2 separate regions of the Homo sapiens genome follow, and region 1 is linked to region 2. The links are chromatin contacts, found by Hi-C or POLR2A ChIA-PET in ENCODE. All regions are on one chromosome and are shown on one strand. The core of a region is the stretch at or near the end of the contact, and the rest is flanking DNA. Distances in the headings are between cores, read along the strand shown. Region 1 holds the start of YIPF3 (Yip1 domain family member 3). Region 2 overlaps PTK7 (protein tyrosine kinase 7 (inactive)).

What was found. A loop is a pair of places that touch in the nucleus more often than their neighbours do. ChIA-PET counts read pairs that join two places held with the same protein, here RNA polymerase II (POLR2A). Pooled maps may share reads with other maps.
Region 1: a pooled map shows a loop between it and region 2 (2.4-fold over the local background). The contact joins the promoter of YIPF3 here to the enhancer-like site in region 2. A Hi-C loop is called at or near these places in 1 of 168 maps with a recorded cell type or tissue (OCI-LY7), 3 of 37 single-sample maps with no recorded cell type and 8 of 50 pooled maps. POLR2A ChIA-PET finds 5 or more read pairs at or near these places in 3 of 52 experiments (HEK293, OCI-LY7 and WTC11).

Annotation. Positions count from the first base shown.
Region 1 is chr6:43,513,937-43,519,950 of GRCh38, forward strand. It overlaps YIPF3 (Yip1 domain family member 3), which reads right to left and starts at 2,990. Exons shown (of 9, transcript NM_015388.4): 1 at 2,791-2,990; 2 at 1,953-2,159; 3 at 1,659-1,765. The coding sequence starts at 2,871. It overlaps POLR1C (RNA polymerase I and III subunit C), which reads left to right and starts at 3,153. Exons shown (of 9, transcript NM_203290.4): 1 at 3,153-3,242; 2 at 3,370-3,441; 3 at 5,397-5,504; 4 at 5,770-5,902. The coding sequence starts at 3,174. RefSeq lists an enhancer at 2,730-3,279.
Region 2 is chr6:43,081,859-43,088,201 of GRCh38, forward strand. All of the region lies in intron 1 of PTK7 (protein tyrosine kinase 7 (inactive)), which reads left to right. Among named protein-coding and RNA genes, the nearest start is that of PTK7, 8.7 kb to the left of the region's middle. RefSeq lists enhancers at 885-1,451, 1,452-2,017. Within about 2 kb of position 4,318, at least 2 of the 41 ENCODE cell types and tissues checked have a DNase peak (open chromatin) inside an H3K27ac peak, as active enhancers do.

The sequences.
Region 1 (6,014 bases), core at 1,740-4,239, 430 kb after region 2:
CCCTCCCCTTGAAAAGACAGGCAGGCTGGGCGCGGTGGCTCACGCCTGTAATCCCAGCACTTTGGGAGGCCGAGGCAGGCAGATCACAAGGTCAGGAGTTTGAGGCCAGCCTGGCCAATATGGTGAAACCCTGTCTCTACGAAAAATACAAAAAATTAGCTGGGCATGGTGGCGGGCGCCTGTAGTCCCAGCTACTCAGGAGGCTGAGGCAGGAGAATTGCCTGAACCCGGGAAGCGGAGGTTGCAGTGAACCGAGATCGCGCCACTGCACTCCAGCCTGGGTGACAGAGTGCGACTCCATCTCAAAACAAAACAAAACAAAGACATGACAAGACAGGCAGACCTCAGCAGAGAGTACCCAGAATTCAGGGTTATAATGAGGAAGCCCTGGGAAAAGTCTAGCCGGCTAGATGGAAAGTTTAGAATGAAAGGTGTTACTGAGGGAATAGTAAAAACGCCTCCTCTTCCTGCTTATCTGTGCCTCCAGGCACTTTCGAGTATTTTCTTGAAAAATATATGTGAAGTGGTATGAAAATTTAGTCACTTCCCTCTTCTCTCAAGTGGCTAGCTCCTAATCATACCTGGGATTTTAGCTAGGTTTTACTTCCTCTGGGAAACTTGTCCTGTCCCACCCACCAACCTGCTTTGGCTCACATATCCCTCCTGTGTGCCCCATCATAGAATGAGTACTGTACTGTAACTGCACTCAAGAGCAAGGCTCCCATCTATCTTCACCACTGAACCAGATACGATTAGTTTAGCGTCTGGCACAGAGCAAATGCTTAATAAATACCTGCTGAGTGGTCCTGGGTATTTGATTAGCATTGATTAAAGGATGAACAAAAAAACCAAGCCAGGATTAAATCTAGTTCTTGAAAAGTCACTCAAAAACTATGCCCTGATATTTTGATTCTGAGACTGTTCTGGTGCTGGGAATAAAAAGATAAACAAGACAGAGCCTGCTTTTGAGATGCTGTTGGTCTCTGGAAGGAAGATTCCAGGAATAAGAAAGGATAGCAGTGGTGAAGTGCTGTCTATTAGAGGCAAGCGCAGAGTTCTTTTTTTTTTTTTTTTGAGATGGAGTCTCACTTTGTTGCTCAGGCTGAAGTGCAGTGGCACGATCTCGGCTCACTGCAAGCTCCGCCTCCGCCTCCCAGGTTCATGCCATTCTCCTGCCTCAGCCTCCCGAGTAGCTGGGACTACGGGCACCCGCCTGTCTAATTTTTTTTGCATTTTTAGTAGAGACAGGGTTTCACCGTGTTAGCCAGGATGGTCTCGATCTCCTGACCTTGTGATCCGCCCGCCTCGGCCTCCCAAAGTGCTGGGATTCCAGGCGTGAGCCACCATGCCCGGCTGGCAAGCACAGAGTTCTATAGGAACACCAGGAGAGAACAAACTGGGGATGGGATTGAGGAATGTGGAACAGAGGAAGTGACATCTGAGGTAGGTTTTGAGGGAAGATGAGTAGTCAGTTAGATGGAAAAGAAGAGGAAGATGGTGTGCTATTATTACTTGTTTCAGTGACAGGTGCAGTGATGAGAGGTGATGGGGTCATGAAGACGGGGAGCCCATCAGAGCCCAGGGCTTGAAATCTGACTGTAGTGTGCATGAAGGTCTAGGTGTTAGGAGGGAAGCTTCTTCAAGAGAAGGCTCCTCACCTGCTTCGCACCTGAGCAGGCTCCACATCAAAGTAGGGTCTGAGGATGTCGATGTTGGCGTACAAGCTGAAGGCCCTGGAGGCTTGTCTTTTCCCAGCCTGCCACATCTGAAGTAAGGAAGATGGGCATAGGTATTGTGGTACTGTTGGTTCTAGATCCTGTTGCCTATTTTCCGTTTGATTTCTACATGGTTCTAACTGGACAACCTGGGGCGAACATCACCAACACCAATTCCAGAACACGGGACATACCTAGGTCTACTTTTCTACCTGCAGAGGATTCAATCTTGCTTACCTGATCTGCCACCTGCCGGCTCAGCTGTCCCTTAAAGCCCTTCATGCCCAGGAACTCTCCATCCTCCTCTTCAGCAGCAGCTGCATCAGCTGCATCAGCGTCTACTTCTTCCTCGCGCAGGCGCTGATGCAGCTCACCCATATCCTCGAAGCTAGAGCCTGAGGTATCATCCATGTTCTCCATGTCAATCACAGCTGAGCCTCCGCCCTGTGAAGACAATGGCTCCTAGAGTGCAGGACTTTTCTGTTCCATCCATTAAGTCCTCTGCTCATCCCAGGGTTTAGGGCTTTGTTCTTCCACTGCTGAGGATACGGCTTGGAATCACTACAGATCATGCCACTCCATTCCCCCTCATATGCTCTCAGAACGCCTGGTTTCTAGCTTTGGCTATCTTTTCTAGCCTGGGAAACCTACTAGTCTTCCATTCATGTCTTTCTCCTATGTTACCTATCAAAGACTAAAAGGCTGAAAAAGTGCCCATTTCCTTCTTTCCTAAGCCCCAAACAAAACTATACACATAGTATGTTTTCAGCGAATGCCAGTGAATCCCACCCAACCCCACTCCATGCCTTACCCCGACCAACCTCCTAACTTGTTCCAAGAATACCTTCTTCCTAATGCCTCGGGCGGGCCCTGAAACCCGAGATCCTCAGGCTGGAGTAGTAGTCTGGCCCTTTCAGGTCAATGTTAATCCCACTGACTTTAGTGTGCACGAAGACCCAAAGAAGAGAGTTTTGTAAATGGAGCGGACTTCCAGGCCCAGAGGGGGAATCCCCAAGACACTTCTGGACATCGCCGGCCCTCCGGCTGCTGGCAGCTGGTGCCTTGGGGCCATTACCTGGATGTTTTCTTCGAACCCTCCCCATTCCGGGCCAGCTCCATTTCGGGCGCCGCCCGCCGGCGCCGCTGTAGTTGCCATGTCCCTTGAGGGCTCCCGTCGCTGAAACCCGCGCTAGCCCCGCGCGCGGAGTGGGCAAGATGTGGGCCTCCGGAAGGTAGACGTCCAGGGTCGAGGAGAGGTGGGATCGGCCGGAACACAAAAAGGAGAAGCCCGGATGTTTGGACAAAAGCAACTTCCGGAAGCTGGGGACGTGGACGGGGGCGGGGAAAAATCTCGCGATATTTAAGATTCCAGGAGGCGGTGCGTTGCCACGGAGACGGAGCAGGGCTACTAGGACGCACGCGCGAGATAGAACCTCTAGTCTCGTGGAGAGATTGAAGATGGCGGCTTCTCAGGCGGTGGAGGAAATGCGGAGCCGCGTGGTTCTGGGGGAGTTTGGGGTTCGCAATGTAAGCCTTGTGGCCTTGAGCTCGGGCGGGAGGAATGAGAGCGGAACAGGGATGGGTCTTGGGATTGGCGTGGGGATAGCTGTGGGCTCACTGTCCCTTCGTGGACAAATTCGTCCCTTTGCTCTAGGTCCATACTACTGACTTTCCCGGTAACTATTCCGGTTATGATGATGCCTGGGACCAGGACCGCTTCGAGAAGGTAAGTGGGGCCGGAGTTGTCTGGGGAGGGTTATGAAGGCCAGACCTTGTGGTCTGAGCAGCCTGTGTCTGTCTCAGAAGCTGCTCTTGGGGGTCGCTCCGTTTGTAAGTTTGTTGAGCAATGTGCTAGACGCTCCGTTTACAGGCCAAATTAGACACGGTTTCTACCCAGTTCTGCAAAGATGTTCAGTCTTGTTGAGGAATGGTGTGTATAAACAGTGAATCTAGTGTAATATGGTGAAGGTGGTTGATAGCGATGAAGACGGCAGGGTTGGGGTGGGGAGCATTACGCTGAGACCAGGAAGAGGGGCGGAGAGGTACTTAACATTTCAAGAGGAGGGTACATCTCAATTGAGCCTTGAATGGTAAGTAAAAAAGAACAGGAGTTAAATTATGAAGGGTTTGTTTCAAGTCAGTGAAGTTCAGGATATACAGGTTTTGTGTGTATTTAGTCTTTTGTATTGTTTCACTTAGCTTAAAATAAGGGTTAAAATTGCATTTAAATAGATTACTGAATGTTACCGTTTAGGCAACTGACCTTTGCGTGCAGCTTATAAACATGATCTGTAAATCAGTGCTTGGGAAAATTTTACTTTTTTAACCTGTTGATACAAGGAATAAAGTATGAACAATGAAAAAGGTTAATGCTTGAAAAAAAATTATGGCTTGTGTGAAGTGTGCTCCGGGCATGTCCAAGTAGTTCTGGCATGAGTGGTAGGCAAGGTTGAAGTGTGTCTTGGGCACTGTTGATGATAGGGAGATTGAATAGTTCTTAAGCAGACATGATGAGATTTGCAACCTTGGTGGCTGGGAGGGAATGAGTTTGAGGAGGATCATATGGAGCAGGCAGATCTGTTGTAAGGGAAGCTGAGGTTGAAGACATGAACTAAGACTGATGGTAGAAATAGAGCAAAGGTAGAATAGAAGGTAAATTTATGATTGCTTTGGTAAAGGCTGTGGGGGTAGCATAAAATGACTTTTTGGCTTGGGAACTGCTTTGATGCATTGTGGTATCATTTACTGAGAGGAGAAATGGGTCTGGGGAACGGGAATGATGATGCATTGTTTTCTGCATGTGGAGAAATCTAGCAGGCTAGAAGACTGCATGCTTGAAATGAGATCAGAAGTGAGATAACATTTTGGGAGTTGTCAGAACAGATAGTTGCTAAAACTGTTAGTACAGTTAAGGTGACCTGGGAGAGAGACAAGAACCTGGCAAATTTAGAGATGGGTGGAAGTCGATCATCAGAGAAGGAAGAAGAGTGGAGCTCAGAGCTCAGAAACCAGGGGAATAGTTCAAAAAAGGAGGAGATTTTTTTCTTTGCTTTTCATGAGGCACTCTTATGTCCCAGGCTGGAGTGCAGTGGCGCGATCTTGGCTCACTGCAACCTCCGCCTCCCGGGTTCAAGCAGTTCTGCCTCAGCCTCCCGAGTAGCTGGGACTACAGTCATGCGCCACTATGCCCAGCTAATTTTTTGTATTTTTGGTAGAGACGGGGTTTCACCATGCTGGCCAGGCTGGTCTCAAACTCCTGACCTTGTGATCTGCCCGTCTCAGCCTCCCAGAGTGCTGGGATTACAGGTGTGAGTGACTGTGCCGGGCCAGGAGGGGGTTTTTTAATCAATGCCAAGCATAACAGAAGTCTAGTAAGAGGACTGAGTAGTGTCAACAAAACTAAGCACTATGGTAGTTTCTGTTCTTCAGTAGAATAGCTTCTGTGGATGGTTTGGTTGGAAGCCATATTGCATAGGGTTTTAATGAATGGACGACAAAAATGGAGACTTTTCATGAAACTTAAAACACTGGGCGAGATAGAATATTTAATAAGAGACATTTGGGCAAAGGGAGGTTTTTGGATGAGAGGATAATACTTGAGGGAATTATCTAAGGGGGAGGTATGAAGAGATATTACACAGAGAGCAGATTTCACTTAAATGTTTTTTCCTGTCCCTCTAGAATTTCCGTGTGGATGTAGTACACATGGATGAAAACTCACTGGAGTTTGACATGGTGGGAATTGACGCAGCCATTGCCAATGCTTTTCGACGAATTCTGCTAGCTGAGGTATTGGCAGGCATGGTGACAAGGCTGGAGTTGCTTTGGGAACTGCACTGACACCTCACTTGGAGAATTAAGTGTCTCAAGCTGTCCTTCCCTCCTTAATTTTCCTGGAATTTTGCTGAGCATTTTACCTTCTCATTCTTTGTAAATTTCTCATTAAACATTCTAGGAAGAGAGATAGCTCCCTACCTCTGGAGGTTGGGGTTACGGGGATAGGTAGGGGGTCTGTTGGGTTTTTGCAGATAAGTGGTTATTTTTCCTTGGGCAGGTGCCAACTATGGCTGTGGAGAAGGTCCTGGTGTACAATAATACATCCATTGTTCAGGATGAGATTCTTGCTCACCGTCTGGGGCTCATTCCCATTCATGCTGATCCCCGTCTTTTTGAGTATCGGAACCAAGGTGAGAAAATGAAATTTTGGGAGAAGTGGACTATCTGGGTTCAAATCCTGGTTGACTGTGATGTTGGGTAAGTTACTTATCTTTGTACATCAGTGTCTTTCATCTGTGAGAA
Region 2 (6,343 bases), core at 3,068-5,567:
GTTCCTCCTTGCGCCTGCTCTACGGTGACCAAATTAAGGATCAGACCTTCCTTCCCTGATCCTGGGCTGGCTGGTTTTGGTGGTGGTTTTTCTCAGTTTTGATGTGGTGGGTCTTCTAGCTTTCTCCAAGTTCTGTGCGTGGGTAAGCACCGCTACGTATGAAGCTGACTGCAACTTAAAAACTGGTGCTAAAGTTGCTTCCTCAGAGAACTGGGTAGGGGCCTAGAGTATCTATAACTGTGCTACTTGAAGAAAGACCCAGGGCCACGTGGCATCAGCATTCCTGGGAGCATGAATCAGAATCGCAATCTGCAATTTATTTATTTATTCTTTTTGAGATGGAGTCTCACTCTGTCGCCCAGGCTGAAGTGCAGTGGCACGATCTTGGCTCACTGCAACCTCCACCTCCTGGGTTCAAGCGATTCTCCTGCCTCAGCCTCCTGAGCAGCTGGGATTACAGGCGCGCACCACCACGCCAGGCTAATTTTTTTGTATTTTTAGTAGAGACAGGGTTTCACCATGTTGGTCAGGCTGGTCTCGAACTCCTGACTTCATGATCCGCCCACCTCAGCCTCCCAAAGTGCTGGGATTACAGGCGTGAGCCACCGTGCCCTGCTGCAATCTGCATTTTAACAAGATGCTCAGGTGACTCTGTACCCCAGAGTTCCAGAAGTCCTGGCCTAGGCATCCTTCTTTATACAGAATCTCAAGGCACAGAGCTTTCCTGTTGCAACAGTATAAATTGGGAGCTGAGATGCTGCACAGTATTTGAAGATTTGCTTTAAATAACTCACTTTATGCGAACACTCCTTGGGGTGATGTGTACGCTTTAATATTACCTCCTTTGGGTTTAAATTGAATTAGATTTTGTCAAGAAATTTCTCCATTAAATGTGTGACTCTAGGAAGTCTGCAATATTCAGCCTGATGTTTAGCTCCTCTCAGAACCTCAGCTTTTCCTAGAGGAGAATACGGCTGATTTTATAACGAAAGCCAGTGGAGAAACTGGATTTGTTAGGCAGAAATTTGGTCGACAGACAACTTTTCAGGAATACATTTGGCTCATAAAGGGAGGCATGTCTCCGCTGGGCTTTGACAGCTGTAGTGTTGTTAGTCTTTGGAGCATTTCATATTCTGGAGTGAGGGGGTTTGTGTGAGTCTGTGTTTAAGCCAATGCAGCTTCTGTGAGACTCGTCTGGGATAGAGGTTGGCCGGTTCAGACTCTAGTGTTGGAGCCAAGAGCAGTTTGGGGCCAAGGATTCAGTCTTTGGTGTTTTCCTGATGGAAGAAAGGGTCATTAAACAAGGTTGGGTGTCCTTGGCCTGTGTCCCTCAACCTCCTGCTCTCCCTAACCTCAGTAGATGCCTCTCTGCTGCTGTGCCTGGGCACTACCCCTGGCCAGAGCCACGTGGTGGGGTTACAGGCTTGGGGCCACAGTTGCTGGCACTGGCCCTCACCTTGCCCTGGAGCTGCCGCCTGCCCTTCTCCTGATTCCTGCTCTGGCCCCCATCTGCCTGGTCCTTCTTCTGAGGGTGTGAAAGTCCTGCCATTGTAGCTGGTTAGAGTCCTATGTTGGAATTCTCTTGAGTTCACTGCTGAGCCCCCTGGCGCTTTGGTGGAGCTGGCCTGAGAGATGCCACAGCTAATCAGCGGTTTGAGGAAGCCCTCTGTAGTATGTCACTTTTTCCATCCTCTTTTCTTCTCTGCATTTAGGCCGTTTCCCTCCCAATAATGTTACACAGACAGCAGTGGGGCAGGGAGGAAGCTTGGTTCGAAGGGCTGACACACACACAGGCGCCTTTCCCCTCTCGCAACTTGGTTTTACATTGCTAAACTCTCATCTGCTGTGTGCATTAACTGGGGTATGTGTTGAGTGAACGCTCAGGTGACTAGAACGTCATCCACCAGGTGTCCTGCAGATCCCAAGCCCCTGTTAGAAGTGTAAGCCTTGATAAGCGGGATATGCACTCACAGGTTTAGGTGTGTATGTAATTTCTGAAGACAAAGTCCCGAGTCGCAGGGTAGGGATTGTAAGTTACATATTAGGAAGGTGTAGATATGTGTTTCTCAAATTAGAGTGGAGAGTATAGGGCAGGTCACCAAAGTATTGATGAAAAGTTTAGTTTCCTGGGCCTTACTGCAGACCTGCCCATCAGAATTATTGAGGGAGAGGCCAGAAAATGCATTTTATTTATTTGTTAGATTATGTTGCTGTTTTTGAATAGCTGATCCAGTTACATAGGCCAGATTTCAAAAGGAAACTGCATTTTAATTTTTATTTATTTATTTTTGAGACAGGGTCTCACTCTGTCACCCAGGTTGGAGTACAGTGGTGCAATCACAGCTCACTGCAGCCTTGTCCTGTTGGGCTCAAGTGATTCTCCCGCCTCCGCCTCCCAAGTAGCTGGGACCACAGGTGCATGCCACCATACCTGGCTAGTTTTTTAAATTTATTTTTTATTTTTAATAGAGGCGAGGTCTTGCTGTGTTGCCCAGGCTGGTGTTGAACTCCTGGGCTCAAGCTATCCTTCTGCCTCTGCTTGCCAAAGTGTTGGGATTACAGGCGTAAGCCATCACGCCCAGCCTGGAAACTGCATTTATAAAGAGCTTCCTGGAGATTCTTACCTACGCTTAAGTGTGAGAACCACTGGGTAGCCATAAGGAGAATTTATCAGTCTGAAGCGGAGGTGTGGTGTTGAGAAAAAGGGTGATATTAATAGTGGGGGGCTTAGGAGGGAGTTCATTCAAAGTGCTTCAGTGTCTTCTATGGGTGAAGCTGTCTGAGGAGGCATGGAATGCAGGAAGAAGACAAGATGGAGAAACGTGAATCAGATGAAGTATGAAAGACACCATTTGGTAAAGTGCTAAGTAGAATAGAAGAACATTCTAGAATGTGTGGGATGGTAAGTCTGAGATGTAGGAGCAAATAGGGGGTGGGAGGGCTTCAGAGAGGAGAGAAGACCCTACATTGCTGAATAGATGTAGTCAGTGACGGCCTCAGAATGATGAATAGATGTAGTCAGTGACGGCCTCAGAATGATGTAAAGTCATCGGACCAGGATTCTGAAAACCTGGGTGGTACTGTTCTAATATCACATGGCAGCCACAAGTGATGAAGTAATAGAAGAGACATCTATAGACCTGTGACACCAGTTTTTCTGTATTCTGGTCCTGGCTCAATTGCTGCATACCCACATGACCCTGAGCTGGTTAGTTAACCTTTCTGAGCCTCAGTTTCCTCGTGAGCACAATGCAAGTGATGCTGTTGCCTGCCTTGCTGGCCCCTGTGAAGTTGTGATATAATGCTCTTCAACTGTGGAAATGGGTGACCCCTGGGAAGCAGCCCCTCTGGCTAGCCCTGATGGTTCTTCCCAGAGACTGTCCTGGCCAGCCGTTTCCTTTTGAGGGGTCAGCCTTTCTTTTTTGAGATGGAGTTTCTCTCTGTCGCCCAGGCTGGAGTGCAGTAGTGCGATCTCCACCTCCCGGGTTCGCGCCATTCTCCTCCCTCAGCCTCCCGAGTAGCTGGGATTATAGGTGCCCGCCACCATGCCCGGCTAATTTTTGTATTTTCAGTAGAGACGGAGTTTCACCATATTGGTCAGGCTGGTCTTGAACTTCTGACCTCGTGATCCACCTGCCTCAGCCTCCCAAAGTGCTGGGATTACAGGCATAAGCCACTGTGCCTGGCCAGAGGTGTCAGCCTTTATTTCCAGCCTTCGGACCCTAGAATGGTTTGCCAAAGGCTCAACAAAGTCCCTCTTGACTAGCAGCCTTAGAAATGGTTTTCTCATTTGGGCTGGGTGCGGTGGCTCACGCCTGTAATCCCAGCACTTTGGGAGGCTGAGGCATGTGGATCACCTGAGGTCGGGAGTTCGAGACCAGCCTGACCAAAATGCAGAAACCCCATCTCTAGTAAAAATATAAAATTAGCCGGGTGTGGTGGCGCATGCCCGTAATCCCAGCTACTCAGGAGGCTGAGGCAGGAGAATCGCTTGAACCCGGGAGGCCGAGGTTGTGGTGAGCTGAGATTGCGCCACTGCACTCCAGCCTGGGCAACAAGAGCGAAACTCTGTCTCAAAAAAAAAAAAAAAAAAAAACATGGCTTCCTCATTCAAAAGCACAAGTTTTCTAAATGGGTCTCAGTATTCCAACAGCAGCCCAGAAATGTGGGAGCCACACACAGCCACATTTTCCTGGTGGGAATTCTCCCTCTCTCTTTGTCTCAATAGCAGATTCTCCCAAGGGGTGGGTTGGTGCTGGTTCAGGGCCACTGTCTCTCCTGGCATGCTGAGGTTCTCAGGGAGTGGGTAGTGAACTGTGCTTCAGGCAGCCTAGGCAGACTTTTATGATACCCAAGGGAGGGGTTTTTATAATCACTGGATGACTGTGGGGGTTTCCCCAGTCAGCGACTCTGTTAATTTGTGGGAACTTCTGTCTGTGCTGTGGGGAGGTTCCTGAGATTCTGTGTGGCCAAGGGCAGTGGGCTCTCCCTGGGGGTGGTTATGGGGGCCCGCATGGGCACTATCATGTACAACCTCCCCTCCAGGAGACACTCTGGCTTTTTTTTTTTTTTGTCTCCTCCTTGGGGTGGTGGCGGGGCAATGAGGGGAACGCTTGTCTGCTTTGGGACTGCTGAGGTGTCCCAGCAGCTAGCTCGTATGGTACCTTTGTGCACATTACAAATAAGTACTCCCAGTCGTGGGCGCAGTGGCTTACGCCTGTAATCCCAGCACTTGGGAGGCAGAGGCAAGTGGATCACTTGAGCTCAGGAGTTTGAGACCAGCCTAGGCAACAAGATGAAACCCTGTCTTTACAAAAAATACAAAAAAACTAGCTGGGTGTGGTGGTGCACGCCTGTAGTCTCAGCTACTCAAAGGCTGAGGCAGGAGGATTGCTTGAGCCTGGGAGGTCAGAGCTGAAGTGGGTGAGCTGTGATGTGATTGCACCACTGCACTCCAGCCTGGGCACCTGAGCGAGACCCTATCTCAAAAAAACAAAAAAACAACAACAAAAAAACCCTTCCTCCAGGTAGATGCAGTCCTGCACCAGGGTTCAGGCAGTATTTCAGTGTTGACTCTTTGGTCAGACATCTTGAGCAGTGCACAACCTGTACAGTCAAAGGTGGCTGTTCCATTGGCATGAAGGCCTTGCAGCTGTGGCTCTTTGTTTCCCAGCTGATGGGCCAAGATGATTTTGATGCCTCTGTTCTAAAGTCATGTTTCAAGTGAGCCCTCTTCACTACTGTTCTGCCTCCTATGGTGGTGGGATGGGGCAATCCTGCCTGTAACATACAATAGGAGAAGCCGGTGAGGGTGGAGCCCCATTACTGTACCCACCCCACATTGTATATCTGTGGCTGCTGAAGTCTTGACCTATTTCTGGGCCCCTTCCCTGTGAGAGGATTTTGCTGTCTTGCAGATACAGGCTCCTAGCCTTATGTGATAATTGGTGTGGAAGGCTGGCAGAATCCTTGGGAAGAGTGGGCCGCAGAGTTTATTTCACATTTTATTTAGGAGCTTTCAGTTTTCCTTTCTCTTGTTTCCTCTCTCCCTGGGGACACTAGGGTCTCCAGGTAAAGTGTGTGGGCATTCCTGATTTAGAGGAATTCCTGCAAGAGAAGTGGCAGGACCTCAGTCCCAAAGGCAGGTCTTGGGTCTTGCTGAGCTCCAGCGCTGGGTATCCTGGTGATGTTCATACCTCTTGAGCCTGAGGAAGCACCAGGAGGAGCACTAGGGTCAGTGTTGGAAGACATGGACTCTCCTTCCACATTTGCCTAAAACTGCCTGTGTGACCATGGGCAGGTCCCATCCTCTTCTCCAGGCTTCAACTTCAGAACAGAAGACCTTGGAGGGCCCTTGCTGAGGCTCACTCAGTGTGGCATCTCCAGCCTTGTTTCTGCCACACCTTACAGGCTCTCCTTACCCTGGGTTTAGGGAGAGCACTTTAATCTAAGGGCTGCTTTTTATTCTGGAGTCTCTAGTGCGTGGGCACAGATGTGTTTAGACTTGACCAACTGGTGATGTGGGTATTAGGGTATAATTTTCTGGGTGCAAAGGGTGCTGTAAAGATTTAGGAGGGAGAGTATTTGACAGGGAAAGAAACTGAGGCACAAAAGTACGATCTGCCTAGCACTACAGAGCTGGTGAGGAATAGGGCTGAAGCCAGTGTGGTGGTTCACACCTGTAATCCTAGCACTTTGGGAGGCCAAGGCGTGAGGATTGCTTGAGCCCAGGAATTTGAGACTAGCCTGGGGAACATAGCGAGACCCCATCTCTACGGAATAGAAAATAAAAGAAAAATTAGACAGCAGCGGTGGCACGTGCCTGTGATCCCAGCTACTTGGG